Regions from separate parts of the Homo sapiens genome. Here all the other regions are linked to region 3. A link is a loop called in an ENCODE intact Hi-C map of the cell type or tissue named here. Cell type or tissue: OCI-LY7. All regions are shown on one strand. Links, peaks and the distances in the headings refer to the core of each region. The heading gives the core; the rest is flanking DNA. Region 1 holds the start of ABCG1 (ATP binding cassette subfamily G member 1). Region 2 overlaps ABCG1 (ATP binding cassette subfamily G member 1). Region 3 has its middle 55 kb from the start of ABCG1. Region 4 overlaps SLC37A1 (solute carrier family 37 member 1). Region 5 overlaps TFF3 (trefoil factor 3). Region 6 overlaps TMPRSS3 (transmembrane serine protease 3). Region 7 overlaps ABCG1 (ATP binding cassette subfamily G member 1).

Region 1 (4,305 bases), core at 163-4,162, 56 kb before region 3:
TCTCCTGCTGTGAGCCAGGTGGGGTGATGGTGGCCTGGATCTGCTGTTGGTAGTGGGGGTGAAGGAAAGGGGACAGGCCAGGAGGATAAAACTGGGTGACTAAACTGATTTGGGAGTAAGAAAGAGAGAAGCCAGAATCAAGTACTTGCAATGTAAAGTATTAAATAATAATGGCTTGTGCATGCTAGGTAAGTGATTATAAACAATAGTGTTTATTGATCCAGCAATTACCATGTGACTATTAAACTCTAACCTATATAGTTTATGCCTCTTATTACCTCCACAACCCTAACAGGGACAGGGGTGCTGGGAGGTGGGATGACCATCTCCAGTTCGGAGGAGGTATCGGAAGCACAGAGACATGGTCTGAATTGCTTAAGACCCCATGATTAGGGCGTGGCCAGGCTGGGGCCCTGCTCTGAGAGGCTTCCAGGTCTGAGACCACAAGCCTCTGTAACGGCCCTTGACTATTGCTTAGCCTTCCACGGGTGAGTTGTGGGTGTTTCGGCATCTTTCAGCCCTTGTCCATTATAGGAAAATCCACACCAAGGAAATCATACAGCCCCATCCCCAAATAAGCCAACAGCAAAGCAATGCATACAGTTGACCACCTTTCCTCCACAGCGTCTAACAGCCTCACCCAATTAATAGGATCGTGAAAACTGCGTGATGCGAGGCAGTGGCCTGTCAGTCTGAAATAGACCAGCTCTCTGGAAACACATCCTCCGATGAGAGCTGCCGGCAATGTAGGTTACAGCGAGTTTCTCCTTAGCCTCCTGAGCTCATTAAAATTAAAACACATGCATCTTCTCTCTTCATTTTTTCCTTTCACTCTTCTGTTTCCCTATCCTACTGAAGCATTGTCTTTGACCTTCCCCCACCCCCGCACCGGGCCACATACGATTTGTGCTGCACAATACATTGTACGTCATAGTAAGTTCATTCATAGATGTGGAATGCCAAAGAGACCCTGTTTGGATTGTTCCTGGCTGCTGTTCATGGGAATATTTTCCTGGGCGCTGAGCAGAGTGGCCTGTGATTGCAGTTTGAATCCTGGGCAGATAGAGATGCCTGTTTAGCTGGGGAGGGTCTGTAGCAGTCAGTAAGCCACCCACAGGCCGTGGTGAGCCGCATTCACTCCATTTCCACCAGGAACACAGAGACAGAAACTTTTTCTCCTAGCATTAGGAGGAAGTCAGGAAACAGGAGGAGGAGCCAGTCAGCAGCACAGTTAGCACGCAGCTGTCTGTCTTCTCTCTTTGGTTCACTGCTGCCAGCCTTGGTACCTGCCTAAGCATCCTAAGCACATAAGAGGAAAATGCACTGACCAAGAGCCCCCAAGGCGACTGCCCAGAAGAAAATACCAAAGGCATCATACCCTGAACTGAGCCAGAGACCAGACCGCACTTGAGGGGTCACTTGGAATCCCAGAACACCTCCAAATACCACCCTCCCACTGGACGCATTTGCCACCCCTTGTATGCCCACCGAACTCAGGGGCTCCAGCATGTTCCCCCGAGTGCCTGGCTCACCCCCAAGTACCTCCTTTGACTCACAGCTCAGAGGGTCCACACCAGGATGGACCCCAGGGCAGGGAGGTGAAGGAAAAGCAAAGCTTAAGATCCTGGTATCTCTGAAGGGCTCTTTGTTTATGACTTGGCCAGAATTTATTTTATTTTTAATTTATTTTTCTTTTAACCCTACAGCCCCCAGAATTCCCAGGTGGTCTCTCATTCAAGGACTAGCCGGGGCCTAACTCTGCTTAGCTTCTACCATCAGATTATTGCTTTCAGGGTGGGACAGCTGTGCATGAATAGAAATGTTTAAACTTTTTTTAAAGTACCCAGTTTTCAGAGAGGAAAATAATTTTCAAAATAAAATAATGTTCTCCAAAACAATGAGCCCAGCCGTTACTGTCTCCACGTGATAACAAGACAGTTGAGCTCCGGGGGCATATTATCAAATGATAATATAACATTTTTTAAAAACTTGGTATTAAAAATCTGTACCTTAAAACATCGGATTCATTATTTTTCCACATGTCCATTATAGGAAAACCCACACCAAGCCACCTTTGCAGCTCTAGAAGGAATTCAAGAGTTAACTAGCATCTAATACAAGATCTATAACTTTCTCTACCTGCAACTAACATCAATAACCTCCTTAATTTTCCATGGTCAACCTCATTTAGAAATCCTAATAGATGAACAAGTGCAAAAGGCAGAATTCCCAAGTGTTGCCCAAAGATTCAACCAGAGAAAAGCAAGTGTCACCGGGAGGGAAACGGCTTTTCCGTTTTGTTCACTGCCTCTTCTACGTAGAAGCCACGCAGGGAAGGCAGGGCAGCCCAGAGAGGCGAGTCAGCCTGCGGGTCTCCCGCTCGGGCTCTCCCCTCCTCCACCCACCGCCTGGCCATGTCTGCGGCCCCATTCTATCGTTTACACAAAATCATTATATAATGAGCTGGCGAGGCTCCGTATGTTCTACAGTAACCTGTTTGGAATCATAGGATGCAGTTGTCACAGCGGAGCATGCGCAGAAACCTGGCTATTTTTTTTTTTTCTCTTGAGCTCAAGGCAAGAGGTAACTGTCGGTCAAATCCTGCTGAGCCCTGCTGACTTCAAATACAGGATGCTAAAAATGAAATACAGGGGAGGGGCGGGGTGAGCCCCGGAGCGTGCCATGCACTGTGGGCTTACAGCCTCGGGGAAGTAATATCAGGGTAGTAACTACACAGATACACGGCGTGGAATACGGAAGACTTTCCATTTGTACTTTAGCTACCTCTACGATGTTGGTGTGCTGGGCGTAGACATGAAGGGCGCTAGGATAAGGTGAGGTGGGTGGCTGGGGGCCTGATGATTGGTTTGTTGTTTGTTCCTAATGCCAGAAAACCAGAAAGGGAGATTCCTGACCACCCCTGGAAACAGCACTTACAGTAACTGTGTCCAGCAGTGAACTCGCCGACACCCCGCCATCCCTCTCCGGAGCTCGGGGAAGTGAAATGCGCATCCCTGTCCCCACCGCGTCTCTCTCTCCGGCGCGCGCAGAAAGGCGGCCGGCAGGAATCCGGGCTTGCCCCTCGCGGGTCTCCCCGGGCCTTCGCCGCCGCCTCCCCGAGTGGGTCCGGGAGAGGGTGTCCCCGGGAGTGCAGTCGCAGGCTCCGGCTCTCTGGGGGCAGCTTCCTCTTTTGTTCCCCCAGACCTTGCCTGGCGTTCCTGGGGATGGCGCGAGAAGTCCCCGGTCCCCAAGCCCACAGCCGCGCGCGCGGGGCTCCCCTTCTTCAAGTCCCCTCTTCCCTCCGGCCCAAGCTGCGGCCCCTCCCCAGTCCCCAGTGCGCTCCGGGTCCCCAGCTCCCCACGCCCCCCGCCCAGAAGCCATCAGGTCAAGGCCATCGGTCCAACTTGTAGGGCAACTCGCTGCCCCCGCCCCACTCCCGGCCCCTCCACCTAGTCCGTGCTCTCTGCCGGTGCAAGGGGCATCCCGAGGCTCCAGGTGGCCCTGGCGGAGGGGCAGGGGCAGCGATCGGAGCCGGGCGCCACTCTAGGGTGCCCTGGGTCAGCGCCCAGAGGACGCGCTCCTGGGAGGGGTGTCAGGTCGAGCTTGCGAGTCTTTGTGTGTTTCCTGCTCTCCTTGAAAATAAAACCGTTCCCGGCGGACGAAGGATGCGCTCACTCACCATGGCGGTGCCGACCGAGAAAGCGGCCATCAGACAGGCCATGCCCCGGGGGCGGCGGCGGCGGCGGCGGCGGCGGCGGCGGGGACGAGGCTTGAGCTGCGGGGCCGAGGCTGCGCTGGCTCCCGGCTCAGCCGCTGCGCGGGGTGCGGGCTGCGCTTGGGCTCCGGCTGGGATCCGGCTCCGGCTCTGGTTCCAGCGCGCCCGACCCCGCCCCGAGCGCGCGATTGGCCGGCACCAAGGGGGCGGGCGGGCCGGCAGGTGCGCGTGCTCTTGTTTTGCTCCTGCTGGGGGCGGCGGACCAGGACCCCTGAAGTGCAGGTTCCGGGAGCGGCCCGAGCCGAGGCCTCGCAGGCGGCATGGGAACCCCCTGCCACCCCGGAAACCCCGGGTCCCGAACTCGCGGGGGCTGGGCCAGCACGGGTGAGGCTGCGGGGACACCGGACAGACGCCGGGGTTCCCAGGCTCGGAAATCCACTGCCTCCAAGCCTCAAGCGGCTGTGTGATGGGGTCGAAGAGGGGGCGTCCAGGGAGGGAGAGTGAGGGCCAGGGGGCTTCTTTCTTGCTGCTGCTTCTTCCCTTCCCGCCCACCCCACCCCGACGGTGTTGGGCAGCTCTCTGCCAGGTAG
Region 2 (4,305 bases), core at 230-4,229, 94 kb before region 3:
TTTGCTTTCTGGGTCCTTGTTCAGTTTCTGGGATGCCTCTATTTTCCTTCCTTCCTGCTAAGGGATATTTTCCTCTCCTTGGCTCCTTGGCAGGAGCTGCTTGGGGCTGAGTGCAAAGACTGAGAGGGGAAGTAAGAAGTCCATCCTGCTGCACTGTCACCTCTAATGCCACCAGTTGGTGTGCGTTTGGTGGAGGGGGTCACTGGGGAGTTGGGGCCCTTCCATGCGGCTCCTCTCCTCCCTAAATAACATGGTTTTAGATATTCTGGTGAGCTCTTTTGAAAATCTTTTCAACTTCAAAAGAACCCAAACAAAATCCTGCAGAGGGAACCCTGGGGAGGGAGACTCTGCCACACTCAGGCTCCCCGGCTTGTGTTTCACAGGTGATGAGCCCCTGGCAGGAGCAGCAGCGTCATGGGTCTCAGCATCTCAGGCCCCCTCGAGAGGAGCCCTGGCCCCAGCCGGGCCACCATTCGGCTCCGTGGTGGAAGCTGGGTCCTAGAAATGCTTGCCGCCCAATGCCACCTGCAGGGTTGAAGTGAGCATCTACTCTGAATGCCTTTAGGGCCACGTGACCAGCTTCACCCGAGAAGCAACACAACTCATCCTCACCTTCCTCCATGGGATCGCCAGGAAACCCCCAACCATAGGCCCTTCCTGCCCCATGAGCTGCTGACAAGACTTTGCCACTGATAGCGACCACCCCCAGGTGATGGGGCCCTCCCTGGACTTGGACTGACCACGTGCAGGATGCCGCACTGGCCTGAAGAAACCAGGAGGGAAGGGGAAGAGCAAGCCAACACCACCGTCCAACCCACAGCTGCTGAGCTTCAGGGCCGCTCAAGCCTGGGGGCCTTCTTTCTCCCGCTGTGCTCCTTTGCCATTGGCCTCTCTCTCCCCTGCTCTTTTCCTTTCTTCCATCCAAAGGGAGGAGGGAATGGGCTAATGAGAAAACACCCCACCTCTGCCTCTTCCTAAACCATGACCTGTGGCAAGTGGCAAATCTGTGAGCTGCTTTCCCTCAAGTATACTCCCATCACCGAGTAACTGTGTGGATTACATGCACGTGCGAATGCCCACTGGTTTGCAAACACGTGGCTCTAGCAACCTTGTCAGTTTTTATCAAATGAGTGACAGTTAGGAAACAAGGTAATGGCCAGCTCCGCAGAGGCAATGCCACTCGATTTGCCTCCATAGCCTGAGGGCCCACATGATGACTCCAGCCAGCCAGCCTCAGTCAATGCACCTTGAGTGGACGGTTGGATGGGGGCATGATGACAATGCTTGAGCCCTGTAGGCCAGACATCGGCACCCTTTTTCCCTGAAGAGCTGAATCACAGACATTTTCGATTTTGCAGGACACGCAGTCTGTCACAAACACTGAGCTCTCCAGTTTAGCAGAAGCTAAAGCTGCCACCTGTACATGCACGGCTGTGGCTACTGCAACAAAACTTCACTTACAAACTCAGGCAGAGCACAGATCTGGTCTCCAGGCTGTGCTTTGCTGACTCTGCTCCAGAACTTTGGAGCTGAGCCCAGCACCAGCGACATCTGGGAACGCAATGTCGTCTCTCTCACACCAAGACATGTCTCCCAGGCAGGGGCCTTTGCAAGGTGGAAGAAAATCCAGCTAAGGCTGGGGATGCACCCTGTGTTCTTGGGGGAAAACAGGGTATGAGAACAGGACAACTGAGGCAGGTCTGAGAGAAAGGCAAGCTTGGATCACCACCAGGAACAAGGGAAAGCACTGGCTATGCCCTCAAGGAGCTCCGAATCCTACGGTTCTCCAGAATTCTGGAGTGAACGACTCAAACTCCCCTCACATGAGAAGGTTGATTTGTCAGCTGATAAAGAAAGTTCTGGAGCAGCTCCCTCCTGGGTGCTTCTAGACAGCCACTGTGCCCTCCTAATTAGGGAACAAAGCTGCTGCTGGGGGCACCACTCAGAGCTGCAGCTTTCAGAGCCACCTGCAGGGGGCAGCCCTCATCCCGAGTCTTACAGCAGCTGCCAGCAGGCGCCCTACTCCCCTGAGAGGCAGAGGAAGGCTGACCTCGGCTGTTCTCTAGTAGAATGCTCTAGAGGAGGATTAATGGAGGGATGGATGGAGGGATGGATGGAGAGGCTGATAGAGTGGATGGAGATATGGGTGTTTCCAAAATTCAACCGGATACACAGGGAACATGTTCAAGGCAACCCCCAGTTGCAAATCCCAGAGTGAGTTTCAGGAGTGCAGCACTGGGGACTCAGGGTGTGGTGAACTCTGGATGGAGAGAGGGATGCATTGAGGGATGGAGGAAGGGATGGAGGAAGATATGGAGGGAGGGATGGGGGGGATATGGAAGGTGGGATGGAGGGAAGGATGGAGGGAGAGATGGAAAGAGGGATGGAGGGAGGAATAGAGGGAGGGATGGAGGAGGGATAGAGGAAGACATGAAGGGAGGGATGGAGAGAGAAATAGATGGAGAGATAAAGGGAGGGATGGGTGGAGGGAAGAATTAATGGAGGAACAGATGGAGGGATGGTTGGAGAGGCTTATGGAGTGGGTGGGGAAATGGGAGGAAGGATGGATGGAGTAAATGAAGGGATGAGTGGAGGGATGAGTGGAGGGGAGGATTAATGGAGGGATGGATGGAGAGGCTGATGGAGTGGATGGGGAAAAGTGTGGAAGGATGGATGGAGTGGATGAAGAGGTGAGTTGAGGGATGAGTGGAGGGATGGATGGAGAGGCTGATGGAGTGGATGGGGAAATGGGAGGAAGGATGGATGGAGTAAATGAAGGGATGAGTGGAGGGATGGATGGAGAGGCTGATGGAGTGGATGGGAAAATGGGAGGAAGGATGGATGGAGTAAATGAAGGGATGAGTGGAGGGATGAATGGAGGGGAGGATTAATGGAGTGATGGATGGAGGGAAGGATCTTCATGAAGCCTCAGTCTGTTCCTGAAGAACGCCTTTTCTAGCATGGGCCTCGCGGTGCAGGGAGACCTCTTGGGACTGTGTATGCAGTTCAGTGGCCAGTGTAAGCACATATGCAAGTATGACATTCTTCTTTGCCACACATTTCAACACATTCTGATTTCTGGAATATTTCATCCACTGTGGAAGGCAGTAAGCATTGTTGGAATGTGGCCAAAGTGAGGAGGCTGGCTGGAGTCTGGAGCTCTCAGTACGGTCCTTCCCCAGGGTCACCGCCACGCCCTACACAGCTGTCTCAGCAACATGCTTTAGGACAAGAACGCTTCAGGTGGAAGGGGGATGGCCCCCAGCACGTCCACTCCCACTGCCAAATGAGCTCCAAGTACGTCCTGCTAACACTGTTTGTAGTCACCAGTCCTGTATCTGTATGATAGCACCGGGCAATGGAAGAATAACTCAGGCCAGATGCTGCAGAGGCTGCGGGTGCCATGGATATTCTACATAGACTCCAGCCCAGCTGGGTTCCCAAAAAGCTGCCTGCAAATTGATTGACTGGAATCTCCTGGGGAGTTTGAGAAACGCTTCTGAAGGAATTGGCCTGGGGCATGACCCAGGAGATTCCAGTGGGCCCTGAAATTTCCAAATCGGCTCTAGATTCGGCCTCTAATTAGCCGTGTGACCTTGGGCAAGTTCCTTGAGTTTTTAAAATTTGTTTTCTTCATCTGGTAATGGGCATGAAATGAGTACTTAACCTTAAGGGTGTCTGTGAAGACCAAACAAGAGAATGTGTTCGAAATGCCTCACATTGAGCCCGGCATATAGAAAATGGTTAATAAACACTGGCTGCTGCTGGAGTTGCAATTACAGACAAAACATCACAACAAAATGCATGCTGGAAAGTGCAAGCAATGTGAGAAGGACGGCAAGAGGGGTCTCTCTTCATTTCCGGGAGTGACAGCTGCGCTGACATAGCCACGTGAATTAAGAATCCTGACTGGGTCCTGGAGCCTGGGGAGGGCATGAGCTCCCACCAAGGAGAGTGGACCTAAGGCTTCACATTGCAGACCCAGTTCCTTAAGCTCGTGATCATTTCTGAAGAGCCAGAGCCTATTCCTGCAATGCTCCCAGATCCCTCTGAATGCAGAGAAGCCATCAGTCTCTGGGAGGAGCAGAAAGGGCTGCCTGGTGGGAACCCTGTCCCCAGCACTCTGAGAGCTGACCTGTGCCTGTAAAAACTGTGAGAACTGCTTTCTCTTCATGGGTCAGTGTCCCAGAGAATGCAGATGGGATATTTGTTGTGACATTATTTCTCATCACCCAGGCACGCAGGTGACCTGGAGCCACAGCCATCTGTAGCCAGTACACCCAGCCAGGGTGTGGATACTCTGCG
Region 3 (4,305 bases), core at 134-4,133:
CTCAGCCTTACCTGACATTAAGGATATAAACCCAGCTTCGTTTCTGTTTGAGGCTGTCCATCCGTTCTTCGCCCATCGTTTCATTTTACAAGCTCTCTCAGTCACAGAGCTTTAGGACTCTCTCCTGGACAGGCACGGGATTGAGTTTTTGATTCTTCTGTTTATCTCGTTTATATTAAATGACCTGACGCGTTTGATCTTGGTTCTCTCGTACGTGTACATGGGACGCTTTCTCTTTTTCTAATGAAAAGGTACAACATCAACACACGGCTTCCTCGTCGTATGGTTTGCTGGGTAATTCTTCATTCAGCCACACATCCTCCACTTCTCAGAACCAACACAGGTGCAGGTGCCCCTCTGCCTGCGCACGGACCTCATCTCCCTGCTGCATACCAGCTTTTGCCTTCGTGATGCGATCCTCCATGGCCTTTTCTGAAATGTGCGGCTGCAAGATTCTGTCTCCATTTCTTCCTGCACCCTTGCTTCGCCCAGGCTGGAGTGCAGTGGCGTGATCTCGGCGCACTGCAACCTCTGACTCCCGGGTTCAAGCGATTCTCATGCCTCAGCCTCTCGAGTAGTGGGGATTACAGGGGCCCGCCACCACGCCCGGCTAATTTTTGTATTTTTAGTAGAGATGGGGTTTCACCATGTTGGGGAGGCTGGTCTTGAACTCCTGACCTCAGGTGATCCGCCCACCTCGGCCTCCCAAAGTGCTGGGATTAGAGGCTTTAGCCACTGGGCCCGGCCAGCTGCTGCTTTTGATATCTCTTCCACCTCCATGGCTTGAGGTCTCACGTACACCCAGATTTCATTACAGATAGAGCTCATGTTTCTTATTCCTCTTGTTGTGTGCGGGTCTTCCTAGATGTTAAGGGGGAAATTCTGCCCTTAGACCACTGTTTTTGTTTGTTTTTTTGAGATGGAGTCTTGCTCTGTTTCCCAGGCTGGAGTGCAGTGACGGGATCTAGGCTCACTGCAACCTCTGCCTCCCAGGTTCAAGTGATTCTCCTACCTCAGCCTCCCGAGTAGGTGGGATTACAGGCATGTGCCACCACACCCAGCTAATTTTTGTATTTTTAGTAGAGATGGGGTTTCTCCATGTTGGCCAGGCTGGTCTCAAACTCCTGACCTCAGGTGATCCGCCCCCATCGGCCTCACACAGTGCTGGGATTACAGGCGTGAGCCACTGCGTCCAGCCTAGAACACTGTTTTTAAACTGAAAGTCTTGCTGTGTATTTTAAATCAGCTTTAATCATCATTAATAGACTTACTGAGTTTTTTTCTATTTAAGAAGAAAAACAGATGTTTTCCTTATTCAAAGAGAATCTATGGCCATTCTTTTATATTGCTGCTGGGTTATTAAAACAAGTTAGTCCATAGGTTAATGTAATATGGTTGGGAAGTAAGTCCAATTTCCTATAAATGAACAAAGCATGAGTAAATATAATTTCTCCACACAAGTAAGTAAAACAAACATCATAGTCCCCAGGTTAAAGTTATAAAAAATAAACCATCTGAGTTTGAGTAGACTCTCATAGGGAGATTACTGGCAATAAGTGACTCTGTTTCATGACGGCAAGATGCATAACTAGTTTTAAGTACAGTTTCCCAGAAAACTAAAGGTCTTTTTGTTCTCTGCCACTGATCTACACGTGTTTCAGCACAGTCTGCCTATCTACACAATGCCAGACACGTCCACACTGGGACTCGAACTCTCAGATGCACTTGTCTTGCACCTCTACACCCAAACGTTCTCACTTGAGTGTCCTTGCAACTTCTGGGCTCTGGTGCCAGCCATAATTTGACCCAACATCGAACCAAGATCTGGGGGTCAAATTAGTCTGTTTCTTTCTCCTTCCTCTGGCCACAGTTGCCTGACTTTGGACGGCTGCCTTTGACCCTGTGTGCAGGCTTAGAGGTTGTCAATCAAGGAGCTCCACCTCCTGGCCAAGTGTGGGGCTGGGATACAAGCCAGGCCAAGGAGACTCTAGTTTGAAACCCAGATCAGGGTGATGGAGGGATGGAGGTGAAACTGTCAAAAGCAATTCCTCCCAGGGCAGTGACCTGCAGACTCAACTACGTGGATCCCCAGAGCTACCTGGAAACTGCTCTTTCTTGGTTGGTTCTTTAGCTATTCCCCCGGCTCCAAGTTCCCACATACCCTGGCCTCTTGGATTCTCAGCCCATATTCTGTGGCCTGCAACCAAAGACCTTGACTAGCTCCTCTGATCACTAGCCCCATTCTAAAACCCAGAGGCCCATGCCAGACACTGGGTCAGGGCTAAGGGTTCTCCCAGCTGGTCTGCAGGTTGGTAGGCCAGGCTTTCTAATTAGGTCAAAGATGGCTTAGAAATCCAGGACAGGAATGCCAGGGGCATGGCCACCATGAGGAGAGCCCAGGGACCAGAACACAGGGCAGAGAGTCCCGAGTCAGGCAGGATGCTACCACGGGCAATGGGAGGTGGGCGCATGAGCTCTCTGTATTATTTCTGATAACTACTATCTTATCTACCCTTCTTTTTTTTGTTTGTTTTTTGTTTTTTGAGACGGAGTCTTGCTCTGTCGCCCAGGCTGGAGTGCAGTGTATCTTATCGACTCTTCTTATAATAATTATCTCAAAATAAAGAGATTTTAATGGCAGAAGTCAACAGGCTCGCACCCATTAACTACTCACCACACTCCCCAGGCCGTGCACTCTGACCTGGGGCTCACCTCTGACCGCACTGAGGACTGGGCACCTGGCACATCCCTCATGACCGACTTCCACTCCACCAGCGGGCCCAACCCTGCACCCCGCACCCCCCACTGAGCCCTAACATCTGTCCACTCACGTTCCCTCCTTCACCACTGCCCCTCCATCCGAAGCTGGCAGGGCCCTCTGCTCACAGCGACCCATTCCCCATTGCTTCCCAAGCCCCTCCTCCTCCCCCTCATCCAGGCTGTGTCTTCGCCTCCTGCCCTCCAGCCCACAAACCTGCCCATCTTGCAGAAGGCGAAAACAAACCCTTCTCTGCAACCAGGAGCCTCCTCAGCAGCCTCTTACCATTAGCAACCCAGGTCCCTAAGGAGCAATCTGCTCTTTGCCTCCATTCCTCATCCCTCACCCACCCCTGCCCAGCCATGCAGTCTCACCCTCACTAGCTCCTGCCCAGCCATGTGAGTCTCCCTCTCTCACACACCCCTGCACAGCCCTGTGAGTCTCCTCTCACTCACCCCTGCCCAGCCATAGGAGTCTCCCCCCACTCACCCCTACCCAGCCGTGTGAGTCTCCCCCAACTCACCCCTGTCCAGCCATGTGAGTCTCCCTCTCTCACTCACCCCTGCACAGCCCTGTCAGTCTCCTCTCACTTACCCCTGCCCAGCCATGGGAGTCTCTCCCGACTCACCTCTGCCCAGCCGTAGGAGTCACCCCCGACTAACCCCTGCACAGACATGTGAGTCTCCTCCTCACTCACCCCTACCCAGCCATGTGAGTCTCCCTCTCTCACACACCCCTGCCCAGCCATGTGAGTCACCCCACTTACTCCTGCCCAGACATGTGAGTCTCCTGCTCACTTATCCCTGCACAGCCATGCGAGTCTTCCCCCACTCACCCCTGCACAGCCACGTGAGTCTCCTCCCACTCACCCCTGCACAGCTATGCGAGTCTCCCCGACTCACCCCTGCACAGCCACGTAAGTCTCCCCCCAACTTATCCCTGCACAGCCCTATGAGTCTCCTCTCACTCACCCTTGCCCAGCCATAGGAGTCTCCCCCCACTCACCCCTACCCAGCCACATGAGTCTCCCCCAACTCACCCCTGCCCAGCCATGGGAGTCTCCCTTTCTCACTCACCCCTGCACAGCCATGAGTCTCCCCTCACTCATCCCTGCCCGGCGATGGGAGCCTCTCCCCACTCACCTCTGCCCAGCCATAGGAGTCACCCCCTACTAACCCCTGCCCAGCCTTGTGAGTCTCCTCCTCACTCACCCCTGCCCAGCCACGTGAGTCTCCCTCTCTCACACACCCCTGCCCAGCCATGTGAGTCACCGCTCACTCACTCCTGCCCAGACATTTGAGTCTCCTCCTCACTTATCCCTGCACAGCAAAGTGAGTCTCTCCCCAGCTCACCCCTGCACAGCCATGCGAGTCTCCCCCTACTCACCACTGCCCAGCCGTGCAAGTCTCCCCCAACTCACCCCTGCACAGCCATGGGAGTCTTCCCCAACTTACCCCTGCACAGCCATGCAAGCCTCCCCCCACTCACTGCTGCCCAGCCATGTGTCTCCCCCCATTCACCCCTGCACAGCCACACAAGTCTCCCCC
Region 4 (4,305 bases), core at 252-4,251, 370 kb before region 3:
CAGGACGCACTTCTGCCCCTTCCCAACACCTTGACAGAGGTGACGTGACATAAACACTCCACCCTATTCACCAAGGAAACCCCGTACATGGTGAGCCACGGATCCAAACCCTTACCTGAGTTACCACGTAGAATCCGAAACTGTGGATGTTGTAGAAATACCCTAAGCCGAACAGGGCGGTGAAGGCTCCGCTGGCGAGCATCCCGAAAGTTAGGTAATACCTAATCGGCAGGCGCTCCCCAATGATGCCACTGAGGTGGAGAGAAGGAAAGACAAATAGGAATAACAAACACGCCCGAATGTTAGCAACCTCGTGGCTGTTTCTTGCCGGATGCTTTCATGCTGTTCTCTGAGCTTGGGGAACTCTCAAGCCTTACAATTTCCAGGAAGATTTCATACACTTATTTCCCTATGGAGCGCTTACTCACCAGAAACCAGAGACTGGCAACATCTTAGAAGATTTTATTTCTAGTAGAAGTCCTATCTGTCAAATAATAAAATTCAAACACTAGGACTTATCTATGATAGCTGCCAATGAAAGGAAACAGGAACTCGTCTTGCTAGTTAATCCTGCTTTCACATAAACCATATCCAGTAAATGTATATAGTGTCTTAAAATTCCAGTTGTCAAACTACACCAAATGTCATGAGATCACTTATGACCCTGAGCAAGTCATTCGGCCCCACGAGCTGTAATTAAGTCACCTGTGTTAATACACCTGGCTGGCTGGGCTCAGTGGGGAAGTGGCTTTCAGCTGCTTTGCCACTACCGCCTCCTGCCACACCACTTTGACCTGATTTAAAGGCAGAAGATTTGCTCTATGGTAAGGTCTGAAATGCTGGGGTGGCATCTCTCTGATCCTTCTGAACAGCAATGCGATTCACTAAACAGCTACCCTCTTTGGTGTCTTATCTTCTAGAGCTGTCTGGGGACCTGGTGGCATAAGGGATGCTTAGCGCCTCACTAAAACAGCCTCGAGGGGGGTGGTAAAAAGTCTCCAGCTTCACAGCAGGGAACAGACTTAACAGTCTTTAGCCGCCATCACAGCACAATACCTAATGCCATCCAAAACATCCCTTACTGTTTTATGGGAAATGTCACTATGGACCAACTTAACATTGTGACTTATTAAGTAAACAGAAAAGCTGTAGAGTATCACGGATGGACGTGAGCCCTTCACAAGCATTAGAGACTCTATGGGTCTCACTTTCTTCTGTAGGGTCATTCTAGGAGTCAGATAAACAGGAAACCTAACACACAGTGACACCTGCCTGCCATGAACCCCACTCCGGGAGTCAGCTCCAATGTTCTCAGCTTTCATCTCAAAAACCTACGCCAGAGAGATTTTCCTTCCGAATTCACCAAGTAAAAAAGATCTACCTTGGATCATGCAAATGACCTTTTAAACACTAAAGCAGAAGAAAGTAACTTAAAATTATAGACAACATCCAGGTGAAAATTTCAGCTAAAACCTCACCACACACAGACTCAAGAGCATTGTAGAGCTAGAGAGTTACTGACTTCAACCTGCCCACTTCAGAGACCAGGAGATAGGTCCCTGAGAGGCTGGCTGACCTGCCCAGGTCACAGCACAGCTGGCACAACCAGATGGGCTCCTGAGAGCTGGGTGCTGCTGGCTAGGCTTAGAAGTATTCTCTAATCTTGCTATATGATTTGGGCCTACTTTGATCTCTACTGAAAAATTTTAAAGAAAAGGTCTAATTGAACAAACACCATTTCACATTACATGGGACTCATACAGGGATTCAAGTCCACGCTGCACCTGCTTGAACCCACCAGGCAGTACCTGGGCTGAATGGCTGTACCCTATCAGATCTGATTTCATCTGACATAGCGAACAAAACAGCACCCATCACTGAGACCTCAGGTAGGGACTGTCACACAAAAAGGCCCCTTCAATGCAGCAGCATGTGCCCTTGTTTTCAGTCATGAGTTTACTGTGTAGATGTCACATTAGACCAAATTTTGTTTTAATAACCTTACTGACAAGTTGCATAAGAATTATCTTTACCGTAAATAAGCAACAAGAAACCAGTTTATTTACTTAAAGCAGGCTTTCTGAACCCCAGCACTATTGATACTTTGGCTCCGGTAATTCTGTGGTGTTAGGGGCTGTCCTGTGTGTTGTAGGATGTTTAGCAGCACCCTGGTTTCTAGCCACTAGATGCCAGCAACATCCCTTCCCTGGCTGTGACACCCACAAATGTCTCTAGACATTACTAAATGTCCCCTAGGAGACAAAACTGCCCCCAGCTGAGAACCAGATTTAAATGCAGTTTTCCAGTAACTGAGAAAAACACATTCCCACTTTGGGTCTTTTTATACCACAGATTATTTGTGTTCAGTAAGACTGCAGTGTGGGGAATATAAACATTTGACCTCAAAGTGGAGAAGGTCTGGCAGCCTGGCTGAGACCCAAGCGCTAAGGAAGCCCCAGGTACACACCACACTCTCCAGCTAGGCTCCTGGTCTGCTGCACACCACACACTCTGGGATTCCAAATCTTTATTATTCATTTGTTCACTTAGACAAGTTCTGCAGCAGGAGGCAAATACACACGTTCAATAAAGGGAGAGCTATGCACTCTCCTCCAACAGCAGACACTGCCTGCCTGGGCACCAACCACCCACCAGGGCTCTGAGCGGGGTAGGGGGGCCCAGGTCTTGATGATCCTACACTCTGGGCAGGTCTCAGGGAAGCAGCTAAACATTTATGGGGATCCCTGGGTTTCTCCAGGCGGTAAAGACCTCTGTCTCTGAACAAAAGCCTCTTGGGACCACATGCCTCAGTCTCTGGCTGTGGTGTGACTATGGTTGGTCTCCATCAAAACTTGTGTTGAGGCTTGGTCCCCAGTATAACTGTGTTGAGAGGTACAGGGAGCTTTGAAGGGCATTTGGGTCATGAGGGATCCGCCTTGACGAAGGAATGAATCCGCAGGAGTGAGTGGCCGCGCTCTCAGGACTGATGAGCTATTGTGAGAGGTGAGAGCTGGTTGCTATAAAGCAACGTCACCCCTGTGCTGTGTCTGTTTTGTATGCCCTGCTCACTGCTAACCCATCTCACAGGGGCCTCTGCTAGGTGACGCCCTCCACCACATTACAATGTGGCACGAGGCTCTTGCCAGATGCAGCTGCCCAATCTTGAACTTCCCAGTTAGATAAAAGCTAAATACACCTTTTTTCATTATAAATTACTCAAGCTCAGATATTGTGCTAATAGCAACAGAAAATGGGCTAGAACATCCCTATACTGCCTTTAAAAAAAAACCTGGCTGGACTGACACAATAGCAGTTTTTAATCAGCCAATCACACGTCCTATGACCCATATAATATTCACCACCTGCCTTGGTCAGTTCAAAGTGGGATCAAGAATGGGCTGGGCTGGCAGCACAGGCCAGGCACCGTTGTGAGCTTCTACATACATTAACTCAATCTTTGCCCCAATCCTATGACATAAGAACTATTATTTCCTCCATGTTGCAAAGGGGAAACTGAGGCCCAAAGAGGTATAGTAACTTGCTCAAGGCCACATCCTAGCAGGTGGTAGAGCTGGGGTTCAGATCCCAGCTGGTGTCTCTCTGGAGTTCCCTGCCCACCACGCAGAGCTGCCTCTGCTGTACTCAGAGCTGGGACTCAGATCCGAGCCGGTCTCTCTCTGGAGTTCCCCACCCGCCATGCATGGCTGCCTCTGCTGTGCTCAGAGTTCTGGGGCCAAGCTGGGCATCCAGGTAGAGCTGTTCAGCACATCCTGTGTCAACTGTTTCGATCATCAGGTGAAATTCGTTATTTGGGGCATATAAACAGATGGCAACCTCTGAACCACAGGAGAGGTTGGGCTCTGCTGAACAGGAAACTAGTCCTCTGTTCCTGAATGACCACGTCCCAGGATTGGCAGGATTCATGGTAGGTCCTAAACTTCAGGGCCAGGAAAGCTGAGGGCAGCCTGTGTCAATTGGCACAGTGCCCGGGACACGGAAATCCTCTGCCTCGAGGTCCTGTGTTGTGGGCACAGCACACGCACTTGCTCTCTCCTAAGCTTGGCCTCGTCTTTGGGAAGGGAACAGCAGGGAAGCCAGTGGCAAGCGGGGGCCTCAATCCCGCGCGCCTGTGCACTTCAGCATAGCGGATGTCTTCTCTGCACGGAGGGGCCAGGTAACCAGGAAGGGTCTGGAAAACTGAAGGAGACCTACCTGAGGTACATCCCCACGGCATAGGCGCACAGGAAGGAGTAGTCCAGGGCCCCAAGCAGCTGCTGATAGTTGTTCTTATCTATATGAATTTGA
Region 5 (4,293 bases), core at 1-4,000, 150 kb before region 3:
AGCTTTTCTGTCCCTTTGCTCCCGGCAAGCGCTTCTGCTGAAAGTTCATATCTGGAGCCTGATGTCTTAACGAATAAAGGTCCCATGCTCCACCCGAGGACAGTTCTTCGTGCCTGAGACTTTCTGAGGTTGTGCTTTATTTCTGCTGCGTCGTGGGAGAGGGCGGGAGGGTGTCAGGGGAGAGTCTGCCCAGGCCTCAAGGGCAGGAAAAGACTCCCTAAGGAGCTGCAGTGCATGCAAGGATATTTTGAATCCAGACTGGCACCCACGTCACAGGAAAGCCTAGGAACACTGTAAGTGCCGCTTCCTCGGGAAAGCAGAAAAAATACATTTCAGGTAGAAGTTTTCAAAAATCACAAGTCTTTCTTGGTGAAGACAGCAAGCCAATAAAACTGTCTTCCAAAGTGGTCCTTTATTTCACAACCACTCTCGCTACTGTTCAATACTTGTACTATTCCTGGGTTTTGTTTCTTTGTACAGTAAACATTATGAACAAACAGGCACTTTTTTGTATTTGTTTGCTAATTAAGTTTAAACATCTGTGACACATTGGGTGGCCTTCTTTTCTCTTTTTTTAAAAAAATGGATGCAGCTATAGGAAATGAATGAGCTGGTGGCAGTGGGGATTCCATCTCACGTCCTCATGAAGCCTTATCCACTTCTGGACCTGAGTGTGGTTCTCTCCCCATCGCACTGTCTTGGGACACGGCAGCTCTCCGCTCCCACCAAGACGGTTTTAGATGTACGAAGGCCAGTGAGCGCTGCCTGGCTGGGCCTCCTGTGAGCGCTGCCTGCCTGGGCCTCCTGTGAGCGCTGCCTGCTTGGGCCTCCTGTGAGCGCTGCCTGCCTGGGCCTCCTGTGCTGCTCCCACTGCCGGGGCTCTCTTAGGGCCGGATCCACAATTCCACTGCAGTGCGGTCACAGCGGTGGGGTTCTTGCTCTGAGCTATCTGTTCCCTTTTGAAAAGAGACAACTGCTCCTTTAAAATAGCAGCTTTTGTTTTTGAGCTTGCACTCGGGGCCTGGTCCCTAGAGCTCATAACATCCCTAGAAGGGAGGTAGTATTGCCCTTGTCTTACAGATATGGAAAGAGACTTTCTTGAAGTAGCTTGTCCAAAAGCCCCTACTGAGAGGGGACACTGTCAGGATGTCCTGGTCTCTAAATCTCAAGCCCTGGGTGTCCCATCCAATGCCCCGAAGCATCAGCTGCCAGCCCTGGGAGGGAAACTTCCAGGGCTATCCCGGGCCTCAGAGCACACGCCAAGTGTGGCCTCCCTGCTCTGGAGCTCTGCTACTGAGAGCTGCTCTGGCCGGGACATCCTCCGAGGCGGGGCTCTGCATCCCTCTCCCTCACAGACCATGCCCAGCCTTTGAGGGCTGGAGGGATGGAAAGGTTGGCCCCAGGCCCTGGCCTCAGCCTCAGGCCACCCTGCCACCAGCTGGATGACCAGCTCCGTTTTCCTCCTACCCCACCTGGTGCCCTGTACCCCGGGACAGGGCTCTGCTGCCTCCTTGCCTCATTCATGGGCACCGCCCACCTACATTTCCAAAGAATTTCTTGACTTGCCCCACCCCGCCGTTCCTGGCATTGCCTTCTGCAGTCACTGCAGACACCTCCTGCACTGTGGTCCCCCCGGCCCAGACTTCCCACTGTGCCCTGAGAGGGAGGGCTCCCCCAGAACTTGAGCCAGGTGGGACTCCTCCTTCACCCACCACAGAGCTGCTCCCTGTCTCCAGCCTGAGCCTGTGCCTTCCTCAGACAGGACAATGCTTCGTGCACATTCTAGAAGCTTCACCATTGACTCCTGCTGCCCGTGTGGGCTGGATCGAGGTTGCTTCCATCAAATGAAATAGCATCAGATGGAGAGATCTGCTGGCAACAACCGGCAGGACAGAGACTCCCCATAATCCAGCTGTGCAGGGCAGACCCCAGTGAGGAAAGGAAAGGGGCTGAGGAGGGCTGGGGTCCTGGAATGAGCTGGACTGGACCCCCGTCTTTCTCTGTCTCCCGTGTCCTGCCTCCGACCGTCTCTGCCTCTCCCTCGCTTCGACTTCGGTTGCTATGGGGACCTTGGAAGCTCCCTGCCTTCCTCGCGAGCCCCAGGCATGGTCGGGGGGCTCTCAGAACCCCGGGTAGGGTTTATGCTATGAGAAAGAGCGCAACGCCCCTGACAGCACCCACCTGGGGGCTGTGACATTCTCATAAGAGATCACAGACACCAATGGGGGAGCAGGACCCAAAAGCAGCCCACCCACCCCCCAGCCCGACGGCAGAACGGAAACCTGGTCCAAACCACAAAGCGACCGAACAGCGCCCTCTACTGACTGCTGGAGTCACTGCGGCTCGCCACCAATCACAGCTGTGCCCTGCCCCTTCTAGATACAAATTAAGATACGCAGCCCCAGAATGACCCTGGGCTTCCTGTTGGTGAGGAGGATCTGGGACCCAGGACACATGATCTAAGCCGAGGGTTCCCAGTGGAGGCTGCTGCCACGGGGATGTTCGGGAATCTGTGGGCACGTTTATGAATCGTATGAAAGGGGGCATTGAGTGGACACAGGCCAGACATGGCAGGACCCTGTGGTGTCCCCAGGTGTCCTGAACAGACCACTGCCTCCACCCGATAGACGTCCTGGCGTCCTGTTGGACACACATGGTGGCTGCAAACCTATTCACGGCGATCGAAACCCAGAGACTACTTCTGTGTTACATTTTAACACAGTTGTTTTGGTTGTTGTTTGTTGTTTCAAATGGCTTGAACATACCTGAATTCTCCAGGAGGGTATGTCATGTAAATCAAGAAGACACTGCATTTGTTTGGTTTGCAGCGTTAGCTGAGTCGTTCATTTCAAGCATGTCAGTGCCAGGGCTGCCTGTGTTCCTCGGGTGGCCCATCCAGGGGGATTCAAGCCCCGGACTCCTTCATCCCGTCCTCTGGTGTGGACATGGGGAGCATGGTGCACTGAATAGGAATGTACTGAACATTACTCTCCTTTTATTTCTTATATTTTCATAAGGCCTCGTGCATATTTAATTTCCAGCACTGGGCATCAGTTGACAACAGCTGTCCAGAGCCCAGGTGGCCTCAACGCCACCTGCTGGGCCTTCCCACCTCCTGGTCTGGGCACATCTGAAACCGACATCCATCAGCGGCTCACGGCGAATTCAAATAATGAATTGTGACCCATAGGACCCAGGAACCATTTTTATGTCAAATACCTTCATCACTAACTTGGAAATGGTCCGTGTTTCCAGAGCCTTCCAGAATGAACACTTTGATTGCCAGAAGAAGCCAGAACATGGCTGGGCTCCCTCGCTGCTGGCGTGTGCTGCTGTTGGAAAGGGGAGAGAAACGCTAGGCTTCTCCCCACGCTGCAGCCGTTACACCCCATGATGGTTTTCCGTGCCATGCCCATGCCTTCCCCCTCCTCTTGAGTTGGTGGTGAAGGGTGCGGCTGTGGCACTTCTCATTTTCCACAGTTCCTCTGGAGTCTGCTAGAAAGCTCTACATTGTTCCATAATACATTGGATATTCACTTGTATTCATCACTGTATTCCAAGGATTCATAATTTCCAATGGCGAGAATTTTGGCTTCAAGCTGAGACACCCATGTGGGCTTCCATAAGTAGCAGACGTACTGGGGAGTTCTTGCCTCCGAAATGAGTGGGGGAAGGACTGGGGAGGAAGAGCCTCCCGCAGGCTGATGGGGAGTCCCCAAAGCAGAGTGCCCCTCGAGGGACCCTGTGTCTGGTGGGAATGCCCTGGTTGGGAGCAGCCTCAGGGAAGTGGGCCTGGCGTGGATGTCATGCTGGATGCGGGGCTGTCGGTGACCTGGGTCCCTGCAGCAGGTCGTCTCTGAGGGACAGCTGAGTGGTAGGTGCATCTCCAGTGGCCAAGAAGCCTCCCTGCTCACTAGGTTTTTGCTCTGAGGCCCTGCAGGGCCCTGGGCTGTGACACAGCTGTGGAGGCTGGAAATTCTCCCCTCAGTCCTCCTTCTTGGGGGCTCGAGAGGCACTGTCATGTATTGGAAAGAGTTAGAGAGCCCTGGGGCTTCAAAGTTCCTATCAGCAAAATGGGACAATTATAATGGCTGTATCAGAGGGTTGCCGACAGCTGCAGAAGCAAGGTGCAGGCTGAGAAAGCTCATTCCCCTGTGAGGTCAGAGCCGCATCCCCTTGGTCGGCCATAGTTTTCTACTGCATTTAGAGTTCATGCTCCCTTTCTTCCTTAGGTTTTATTTTGTTTTCAAAACTGAAGTGTGTTTTATGCTAAGTGAAAGAAGCCGATCACAA
Region 6 (4,274 bases), core at 1-4,000, 220 kb before region 3:
CTCCCCAAGAGCCTGACCACCTCCCCTGCTGAGCTCCCCCTTGCAGCACTTGTCTTAGAGCTGCTGTGAGCTCTGGGAGCAGGGGCAGTGAGGGTGGGGAGAGAGGAGCAGGTGCATGGTGGTGACACCATGTCCCCCAAAGAAGTCTGCAGGGTGGACCCACAAGCCTTTGTTCCCCTCCATAGCCTGTGGTCATAGAAGGGGCTACAGCTCACGCATCGTGGGTGGAAACATGTCCTTGCTCTCGCAGTGGCCCTGGCAGGCCAGCCTTCAGTTCCAGGGCTACCACCTGTGCGGGGGCTCTGTCATCACGCCCCTGTGGATCATCACTGCTGCACACTGTGTTTATGAGTGAGTGCTGCTGACCATCTTCCCAGACCCCTGTTCACTCCTGGGTCATGTCAGGGTGGGGCTGCTTTGGGTGGTGAGAAGCGGGTCCAGAGGGAAGACAGAGAGACTAACCTCCAAGTAATGTACAGTTGGAGAGGAGTCTCCAGCCTCACTGTGGACCCATCATCATCAGCTGGGGGTAACTTGTGACCCTGAGCTTGTTTTAAGGATTGTAGCTCCTAGAGAAAGGGCAGACAGAAGAGGAAGGAAGCTCCTGTGCTGGAGGAAACCCACAAAAATGAAAGGACCTAGACCTTCCCATAGCTAATTCCAGTGGACCATGTTATGGCAGAGACAGGGTGAGACGGTGGTGCGGGAGGCTAGAGGGAATATGTTGGGGGCCAGGTACTGGGTCTCTTCTTAAAATCTCAGGAGTTTAGAGTGCAAGAAAACTACAGAAAAGACTTCCAAACACAATGGTTCTCCCTGATATTTTTACCCCCTATTTTGTTGCTGTTTGATGAACAGTAGTGCCTGATAGACTCCTTGCAGTGACCAATGTTGAGTTCAGCCCTCAAATGCCAAGACGACCTCAGAGGTGCTGAGAGTGAGGTCTGGGAAACACATGGGGTGTGGGTCTGTGTTTCTGTAGGGCGTGGCAGTGCAGTTGCATATACAGCATAAACAAGCAGGGTGATGGGACCACATCTTGCCTGATAACCTCTCCCACCATCTTCCTAGGTTTTCAGGATACCTGAGGTCAATGAGTTCAGTGGTTGGACTTTTCCTGTGCTTCACCTCTTGCTCTTCTCATTTCAGCTTGTACCTCCCCAAGTCATGGACCATCCAGGTGGGTCTAGTTTCCCTGTTGGACAATCCAGCCCCATCCCACTTGGTGGAGAAGATTGTCTACCACAGCAAGTACAAGCCAAAGAGGCTGGGCAATGACATCGCCCTTATGAAGCTGGCCGGGCCACTCACGTTCAATGGTACATCTGGGTCTCTATGTGGTTCTGCAGCTCTTCCTTTGTTTCAAGAGGATTTGCAATTGCTCATTGAAGCATTCTTATGATGGCTGCTTTATAATCCTTGTCAGATATTAATAATTCCAACTCCTGATTCATGTTGGTGTTGGCATCAGTTGATTATCTTTTCTCATTAAAATTGTGATGCTCCTAGCTCTTGGTATGACAAGTGATTTTCAATTGTATCCTGGACAATGTGGCTCTCATGTTTGCAGACTTGAGTCCTACCTACATTTTCAATGTTACCCTGTTTAAATGTAGTTTGTAGATCCTGGCCTACAGAATGAATGCACTGATGACTCTGCCAGGTAGATTGGTGGGCTGTAGTTCCAACAATAATTTTAGAGCCTTCGTGGGCTGTGTGCTTTGTCTGGTGCCACCTTCTCCCTGTTGGTGCCACCTTCTCCCTGTTGGTGCCACCTGGAGGCAGAAAGAGCTTCTTGAGGCCAGACCAGCTGGGGCCTCTAGGTGGTGGAAGAGAGTCATCCATCTGTAGGGACAAAGAGCACTTTCCTGTCCAGGAGCCTATTGTGGAGGGGTCACTCAGCCAGTGCCTCCCACCTGCCTGGTTTCTCCAGGTAGAGGGGCCATCTTGGTTGAGAAACAGAACCTCCCAGGCTGGCCAGGTGGTGTGGTGGAGTCCTCTCATTTCTTTACAAGCTGAAAGATGCTGGGCACCCTCAGCTCCCTGGAAGTACAGAAAAGTTCTCTCCCAACCAGCAGCTCCTAAAGACCCTGTTTCTTGAAAAAGTCAAGCCCTGCCCTCTGGACATTACGAAAATGCCAGAAGAGCCACACCTGATAAAACTTTCAAACATCTCGTAGATGCAAACAAAGTACTAGGAGACTACTCCCAATTAAATTAAAGCCCTCTTTCCTTCTTAAGAAAGCAGGGAAAGCATAATAAATAGGTTAATTCCCTCTTATTGAAGCAGAATCCTGACCTGAGACCAGCTGCAGGCTCTACCTGGCAGAGTCATTACTGCATCCATCACATGGACACGTAATGCCCAGAAACAAATATTTCCAGAGAAGCAGGAAAATGATTATGGTGGTGCCAGTCTGCCAACTATTATTAATGATATTGGTTATAGGAAATGAGGTGCCAGCACTTGTACTTTGCCAAAGTTTCAAGTGAGTTCTTTTATTCCTTCTCTACCTCTCCATTACTGTTCTGCACAGAAAAGCTCGGGGAACCTCAGGGTGTGTTCACACGAAAGCCCGAGGTATGTGCAGGGCACTCTGGCTTTGGGGGAGGCCCACAGGATCCAGCCCTACACACAGGCAAACTCGTCGCCTCCAGATATCCCAGGAACCATAGCAATATTCATGGAGCCGTGTTCTATAGGCAACACCCACACTGTGATCTAGCCAGGAGTGGGCACGCGTTGGCCTGAGAGCCTGGTCTGCCCCATCGTGTTTTGGTAAATAGACATTTTACTGGACACAGCCACACCTATGTGGGTACCTGTTACCTGGGGCTGTCTTCATGCTCCAATGGCAGCCAGAGACCGCACAGCCCACGAAGCCTACAACATTGACTATTCAGCCCTTTCCACAAAAGGTGTGCTGACCCTGGTCTAGGTTCCCTCACGCTGCGACGGTGGAGGGCTCTTTTACAGTTTTAAGTGCTCTGGGTGTGGTGGATGGGGTAAGGGGCTCCTGCTGTGAGCTGATCGTTTTCAAGTAACCAAGGGCTTGACCTTCCTTCCCTTGGGAGATAGTTTGGGCTCCTCAGAGGCAGAAGCATAGATGAGATTGTTTTCTCGGACTCCTGCTTCAATTGAGTTGTGAACTATTGTTTCCCTTCAAGCAGAAATGATCCAGCCTGTGTGCCTGCCCAACTCTGAAGAGAACTTCCCCGATGGAAAAGTGTGCTGGACGTCAGGATGGGGGGCCACAGAGGATGGAGGTCAGTGGGCTGAAGCCAAGATTCGGAGTCCAGGGGCTCAGAACCCAGAGGGCTGCGGAGGGGGCTCCCCCAATGTCCCATTGTGATGTTCCCATGGGCTGCCCAGATACCCCGGCCAGGGAGTGCATGTCAGCTGCTCGGGACACAGTCAGCCAAGGAACTGTGGGTCAGGAGTCACGGTTCCATTGTTATGGGGACAACATGACCCTGCAGACCTTCTCAGGAGAGAGTTAGACCTTCTCGAACACAGCAGGTGTTTCCCTTTCCCTGCCCGGACCCCCGGCCTTGTTAACTGAGGACATACAGAGCCCACCTAGACAACCCTCCCAGGCTTCATTCAGAACTCAAAGATTCGTATTTGTGAAGACTCTTTGTCTTGTGGGACTTTGGAAGATGTGTTCTTTCATCCTACAAAGAGCAAGTGGAAGCAGCAGCAGATGAGATCGCTGTAATAATAAGGGAAGTAGGAGTGGCAGTAACCATAGTCCATGCAAATGAAGCCCGGGCCACCCTTTCCTTAGTGTGGGTACAGAGCTGGTCATGAGTCTTAGGTTTTTCCATCAATCACTTTCTTTGTTAGTAGGAAGAGGATTCATTTTCCGTGGCTGCCGTGACAAATTATCACAGTCTGCGTGGCTTAAAACGATGGAAATTGGCCAGGTGTGTTCCCTCACACCTGTAGTCCCAGCATTTTGGGAGGCCGAGTCTATGGGATCCCTTGAGGCCATTAGTTTGAGACCAGCCTGGGCAACATAGAGAGACACCGTCTCTACAAAAAATACAAAAATTAGCCAGGCATGGTGGCATGCACCTGTAATCCCAGCACTTTGGGAGGCCAAGGCAGGAGGATTGCTTGAGCCCAGGAGTTTGAGACCAGCCTGGGCAACATGGCAAGACCCTGTCTCTACAAAAAATTAAAAAAATTAGCCTGGGCCGGGTGCAGTGGTTCATGCCTGTAATCCCAGCACTTTGGGAGGCCGAGGCAAGTGGACCATTTGAGGTTCAGG
Region 7 (4,305 bases), core at 73-4,072, 70 kb before region 3:
AAAACACTCCGTAAAGTTCAGCTGTCATCTGTCCTTGCCTCTAACCTGCCTAGGGTAGAAGTGACTCGGCAGGCAGCCGGGAAGCGTGACCTTGCCGCATGATCTCCGGATTCCAGCCGGCTTAGCGGAGCCAACGCTGCAGATTCCCAAGGGCAATTCCAAGGTTCCAAACCCCACCCTGGCCACTTTTCAGTGCTGACCCCAGAGAAGGCTCAGACATGCTTGGATCAACCCCAGGAGGCCCTGGCTCCCTTACAGCTTCACCCCACACTGTCAGCTAAAAACAAAACCAGCACGTTTTATAAGGAATCAAAAATCAACTGTCTCCTAGGAAAATTGTGCCACCTGAAGTAAAGACCTGTAAATCAAAAATAAAATTCAAAGGCCCCCTGAACCATGGGGATGGACTCCCTCCTTGGCCAGGGCACTCTAAAATTTCCCCTGAAAGACTGGTTCAGGCCATGACGGGAAGTGGCGGTCCGTCTGACATGCCTTATCGTAGCCTGTAACATTAACATCAACACAGACCTTAAGTCTGATACGAAGCATTTACAGTCTGTTCTCTCTCAAGCCTGCTGCCTGGAGGCCTCATCCGCATGATACAACCTAGGTCCCCACAGCCCCGTATCGTAACCCAGACATCCCTTTCTATCGATAATAACTTAACCAATTAGAAAAAAATTTAAATTTACCTATAACCTGGAAGTCCCCCTTTGGGCTGTCCCACCTTTCTAGACGGAACCAATGTACATCTTAAATATTGATCACTGTCTTACGTCTCCCTAAAAGTATGAAACCAAGCTGTTCCCGACCCCTTTGGGCACGTGTTCTCCTGGTCTCCTGAGGCTGTGTCACGGGCCATGGTCACTCAGGATAAATCTCTTTAAATGTTTTAGTTTGACTCTTTTCGTGGACACACCTCTCTGATTTAAACTGGAGTCTGGAAGATTCCCGCAGTCCCCCGACGCAGCTGAAGCCACAGGGGCGCAGACTCCACACACCCGCGGGCCGTTCCCCTGCGGACACCACACCAGCATTTGAGCGCCATTTCCATTCCCGGGGTCTCCCAGTCACCGCTCAAGCCTGAATGGAGCGCAGGCCGCCCCGGGTGGCAACACCTCCACCCTCAGGTCCACACTGGCGACCCTTCCTACTGCCAGCGCTCTCAGGCTTCCTGGACCGGTGTTCCTGGACCTGGGGAGGAGAACACCAGCACGCGCGGGGCGCCGGGATTTGCATGGCCCGGGTGATCCCCTATGCATAGGGCCGCCCCTGTCCCAGGGAGGCTGCGACCCCGCTCGGGGCTGCAGCTGCCTCCTCGCGCTTGGCAACAGCGCGGGGCGCCCGCAGCCAATCGCGCCGCTCCCCGCGCCGCCGCTCCGCCGCGGAGGTTACTAGCGAGCGTTGACCGGTAGTAACCCCGGCGCGGGCGGTGGCGGCGGATGGGCGGGCGCTGCACACGCGCGGCAGCGCGCACCCGCCCCGCCCGCACCTGCGCGCGCGAGGGGCTCCGGCAGCGCTGTTTTCTCCCGGGCGTTGAGCTCGGGCAAGAGCGCGAACGTCACCCTGCGTCCACAGGCCTGCAGAGTCAGCACCTGCACCAGCCAGAGAAAGGACGGGCTTTTTTACTCAGTATGGAGAGCCTGCGTTAGAGCTGACACTTAGTGGGCAGAGCCCGGCCTTCCGGGAGCCTGCACATCACCACGGGCCAGGATGAATCCCGCCCTGGGAGGGAACGTCTGGGTGGAGGCCAGGTGGCCTGATAACCCCAGGGCCAGGGTGGGCAGAGGTGTCCAGTGCAGCCCCCAGCCAGGTGCGGGGAGCTCCAGACAAAGGACAGAGGCCAAAGATGCCCCCATACCTGCATCCATGAAAGAATTCCCGGAACACGTGCCCCAGGAGGAGGAGAGGCCTTTTGTAGCTCCTCATTGTCAGCAGGGTTTGGGGTTTATGTCTTGGGTAAGGAAAACTCAACCCAGCTTATTTTATTATCTGGGTCTGAGCGATTGCAAAGAGATGAGTTCTCAGTGGCGCTTATAGAGGCAGGGAGTTGGGACTCCAGGTGTTAAGTCCAGTCCTGGACCTGCCCCCTACCTGCCAGCGGTCCTGGGCAGGCCCTCGTTCCCCCTCCACCCTCCTTCCCTTCTGGAGAAGATGCCCATACTGATGTGTGTCCCATGCTGCTCCCCAAAGGCTTAATGAGGCAAAGCGCCAAATAAAGCAAACACGATTTGCTCAGTAAACACCAGTTATTTTTAATTAAAACAACAACAACAAAAAAAAACACTTCTCCCAAAACAGTGGGAGGAGAGAAATAACAACTGAGAAATCCCATAAAAACTCCTGCCAAAAGGTTCACTTTCAAGACAGGCAGTTGAGATATCAGAGAGGGGGACTTTTTTGGTTGGAAGGCACCAAGTTGCCTTATAACAGTAAAAGAAACAGAAAGAACGTGACTCAGGTTCTGCCCTTCCAGCGGGTTCCACCCTTATCAGTTTACAGACAGCAAGAACCTTCCAGCAGGGGCGCCTGCCCACTGACCTGCACCCTGCGGATGCCGCAGTGATGCCCACCTCCCAAAGCAGGACTCTGACCTCATTTCCTGCAAGGGCCATGTGCTTCTTATTTCCTCCTCTCAAGGTAGCTCTGGATTGTAATGTATTTGGTTATTGTTCTGTACTTGGCTGGGCTTTTCCCCTTGATTTGTGAGCTTATTTCAAGACCAAGATTAACTTGGTCTACGGAGTTTCAAAAAACAGAACCTGGATCCACAAATGAACATTGCTCAAATACAGATTGCAGCTCAACAGACAGAAGCATTTTCTAAGAATGAGGGTTGTGCAAACATAGCCCGGCTGCCTGGGAGGTGTCAGTTCCTGGTTGCTGGAAGTGCTCAGACAGAAGCTGGCTGTCCCTTGTCAGAAATGGTGCAAGAAGGCTCCCTCCACGGGGCAGGAGGGCGGGCTACGGCAGCACGACTCCTTTTGGCTCCAAGATTTGGACTCTAAATATAGGTCTCAGCTGGATGTAATCACAGCCCTGAAGTCACCCTGGTGTGTCTTACTTTTGACACCAAATGCCATTTACCCCACAGAGCACGGAGGTGACAAACAGCACACAGCTGACAAAGTGGGAAGTGAAACTCTTGGCTGCAGGTCAGACTGGATCCCTGCAGGCCCACCCGCCACCACTCATGACTGAAAACCCATCTTTTTGCGTTTTTTCACAATGTGAGCAAAAACAGTCGGCACTGGGTACATTGTATTTGAGAGTAAGTTTCCTATGCAGGTGTTGGAACTTCATCAACTGAGTTTGATGAATGCACCTCCATGACAAATCCCTAGTTTTACGGTTTAGTCCTTCAGGATATATTTAATCTGACCCACATGGTTTTCTTTGTTCATAGCTAATCTGTTGATTCTAGAACTGAACTCAGAAAGAGCAGGTGTATGGTTACTAAACATTTTTCTTCCTGCCAATTTATAAACAAAAGAAACGGTGTCATGTTCAGCAAAATGTCACCTTTGGTGATTTCTTGGACTGGTGGATTAGGTTCTGGTTTATAGGGAGGGCCTCCATTTGAGAACGTGAACTTTTCAAGATACAAGCCTATTCAAGGCAGTAGAGGAAGGCAGGGGGGCACCCACCATGCAGGTGAAAACGATTGTGGTAAGAACATCCTCCAGCAGTTAAACAGTGACACCAACCCCCACGGAGCAGAGCACAGTCCTACAGAGTTGCACTGAAGGGGCCAGATGGTTCAAGAACAGGAGCACTCTCTGGGAAAATGACAAAGTATTAACATGTCCAAATAAAGAACCTGCCAATCTGAGGGTGGCAAAGAGAAAAGCAGACCCCAAGGCCAATGTTGGCAGAGCCATCTGAGCCTTGTCCAGGGAGGCTGCCACCGCTAACAACGCCACACTAAGGAGTCACACACCCAGATCCCAGGCCCAAGCTGGTGAGGGTTTGGTTTCCCTTGCAACGTGCTCACAGGGAGAAAATGTGCTGGCTGGAGGGGAGCATCTAGACCCCTTGGATATGAAGCCTGTCCAAGAAAGTAGCAAACCCCTTTGGTCTTGCACATGGCGGCTAAACATTCAACTCTCATGAATCTGCTGTGAGAGTTGGTCCATTCTCAAAATTTTTTCAAAGCCTCTTTGGGGCCCTGTAAGGCAGAGGGGTCAGAACTGTTCCAGAAGACCTCATCACCAAAGGAGTGCTACCCCTCAGGGCCTGAGTGGTAGCCCACCCACCTGGGGGCCACTGAGAACCTAGGAACTGGCCCCAGCGGGGAAGAGAAGG

What was found. Peaks named below come from ENCODE experiments on the same cell type or tissue, not always from the same donor. Only the 100,000 strongest peaks of a DNase experiment are listed, where the experiment ranks them.
Region 1: a loop joins it to region 3, with 5 times the contacts of the local background. A loop is called at or near these places in 37 of 110 quality-filtered maps.
Region 2: a loop joins it to region 3, with 10 times the contacts of the local background. A loop is called at or near these places in 75 of 110 quality-filtered maps.
Region 4: it touches region 3 in a loop (11-fold over the local background); 6 of 110 quality-filtered maps call a loop at or near these places.
Region 5: it touches region 3 in a loop (4-fold over the local background); 9 of 110 quality-filtered maps call a loop at or near these places.
Region 6: it touches region 3 in a loop (7-fold over the local background); 4 of 110 quality-filtered maps call a loop at or near these places.
Region 7: it touches region 3 in a loop (4-fold over the local background); 25 of 110 quality-filtered maps call a loop at or near these places.

Annotation. Positions count from the first base shown.
Region 1 is chr21:42,218,679-42,222,983 of GRCh38, reverse strand. It overlaps ABCG1 (ATP binding cassette subfamily G member 1), which reads right to left and starts at 3,844. Exons shown (of 15, transcript NM_016818.3): 1 at 3,680-3,844. The coding sequence starts at 3,721. LOC105372814 (a long non-coding RNA gene) reads left to right here and starts at 2,714. Exons shown (of 3, transcript XR_937748.4): 1 at 2,714-2,834. It also overlaps the pseudogene RNA5SP492. RefSeq lists an enhancer at 2,404-2,935 and a silencer at 3,866-4,135. In OCI-LY7, for the core only: no CTCF peak of the experiment used is centred there; DNase peaks (open chromatin) are centred at 1,252, 2,603, 3,193 and 3,873; H3K4me3 peaks cover 3,692 bases; H3K27ac peaks cover 3,057 bases.
Region 2 is chr21:42,256,447-42,260,751 of GRCh38, reverse strand. All of the region lies in intron 2 of ABCG1 (ATP binding cassette subfamily G member 1), which reads right to left. Among named protein-coding and RNA genes, the nearest start is that of ABCG1, 39 kb to the right of the region's middle. In OCI-LY7, for the core only: CTCF peaks have their summits at 1,750 and 1,966 (motif pointing right); a DNase peak (open chromatin) is centred at 1,991.
Region 3 is chr21:42,162,223-42,166,527 of GRCh38, reverse strand. No RefSeq gene overlaps it. Among named protein-coding and RNA genes, the nearest start is that of ABCG1, 55 kb to the left of the region's middle. In OCI-LY7, for the core only: a CTCF peak has its summit at 1,952 (motif pointing left); DNase peaks (open chromatin) are centred at 1,937 and 3,207; H3K27ac peaks cover 1,419 bases.
Region 4 is chr21:42,535,458-42,539,762 of GRCh38, reverse strand. It overlaps SLC37A1 (solute carrier family 37 member 1), which reads right to left. Exons shown (of 20, transcript NM_001320537.2): 5 at 4,213-4,291; 6 at 116-251. Among named protein-coding and RNA genes, the nearest start is that of SLC37A1, 24 kb to the right of the region's middle. RefSeq lists enhancers at 3,646-3,695, 3,726-3,915, 3,966-4,015. In OCI-LY7, for the core only: CTCF peaks have their summits at 1,228 and 2,179 (motif pointing right); DNase peaks (open chromatin) are centred at 752, 2,192 and 3,722; H3K4me3 peaks cover 2,475 bases; H3K27ac peaks cover 3,968 bases.
Region 5 is chr21:42,307,877-42,312,169 of GRCh38, reverse strand. It overlaps TFF3 (trefoil factor 3), which reads left to right. Exons shown (of 3, transcript NM_003226.4): 3 at 1-503. Among named protein-coding and RNA genes, the nearest start is that of TFF3, 5.4 kb to the left of the region's middle. RefSeq lists an enhancer at 1-90. In OCI-LY7, for the core only: CTCF peaks have their summits at 2,127 and 2,327 (motif pointing left); a DNase peak (open chromatin) is centred at 2,339.
Region 6 is chr21:42,379,110-42,383,383 of GRCh38, reverse strand. TMPRSS3 (transmembrane serine protease 3) reads left to right here. Exons shown (of 13, transcript NM_001256317.3): 8 at 186-351; 9 at 1,150-1,319; 10 at 3,172-3,267. Among named protein-coding and RNA genes, the nearest start is that of TFF1, 15 kb to the right of the region's middle. In OCI-LY7, for the core only: CTCF peaks have their summits at 1,588 and 1,788 (motif pointing left); DNase peaks (open chromatin) are centred at 1,803 and 3,743.
Region 7 is chr21:42,232,003-42,236,307 of GRCh38, reverse strand. The region is part of intron 2 of ABCG1 (ATP binding cassette subfamily G member 1); the gene reads right to left. Among named protein-coding and RNA genes, the nearest start is that of ABCG1, 15 kb to the right of the region's middle. RefSeq lists silencers at 1,312-1,381, 1,392-1,591. In OCI-LY7, for the core only: CTCF peaks have their summits at 1,237, 2,335 and 2,542; DNase peaks (open chromatin) are centred at 1,417, 2,567, 3,117 and 3,657; H3K4me3 peaks cover 3,812 bases; H3K27ac peaks cover 4,000 bases.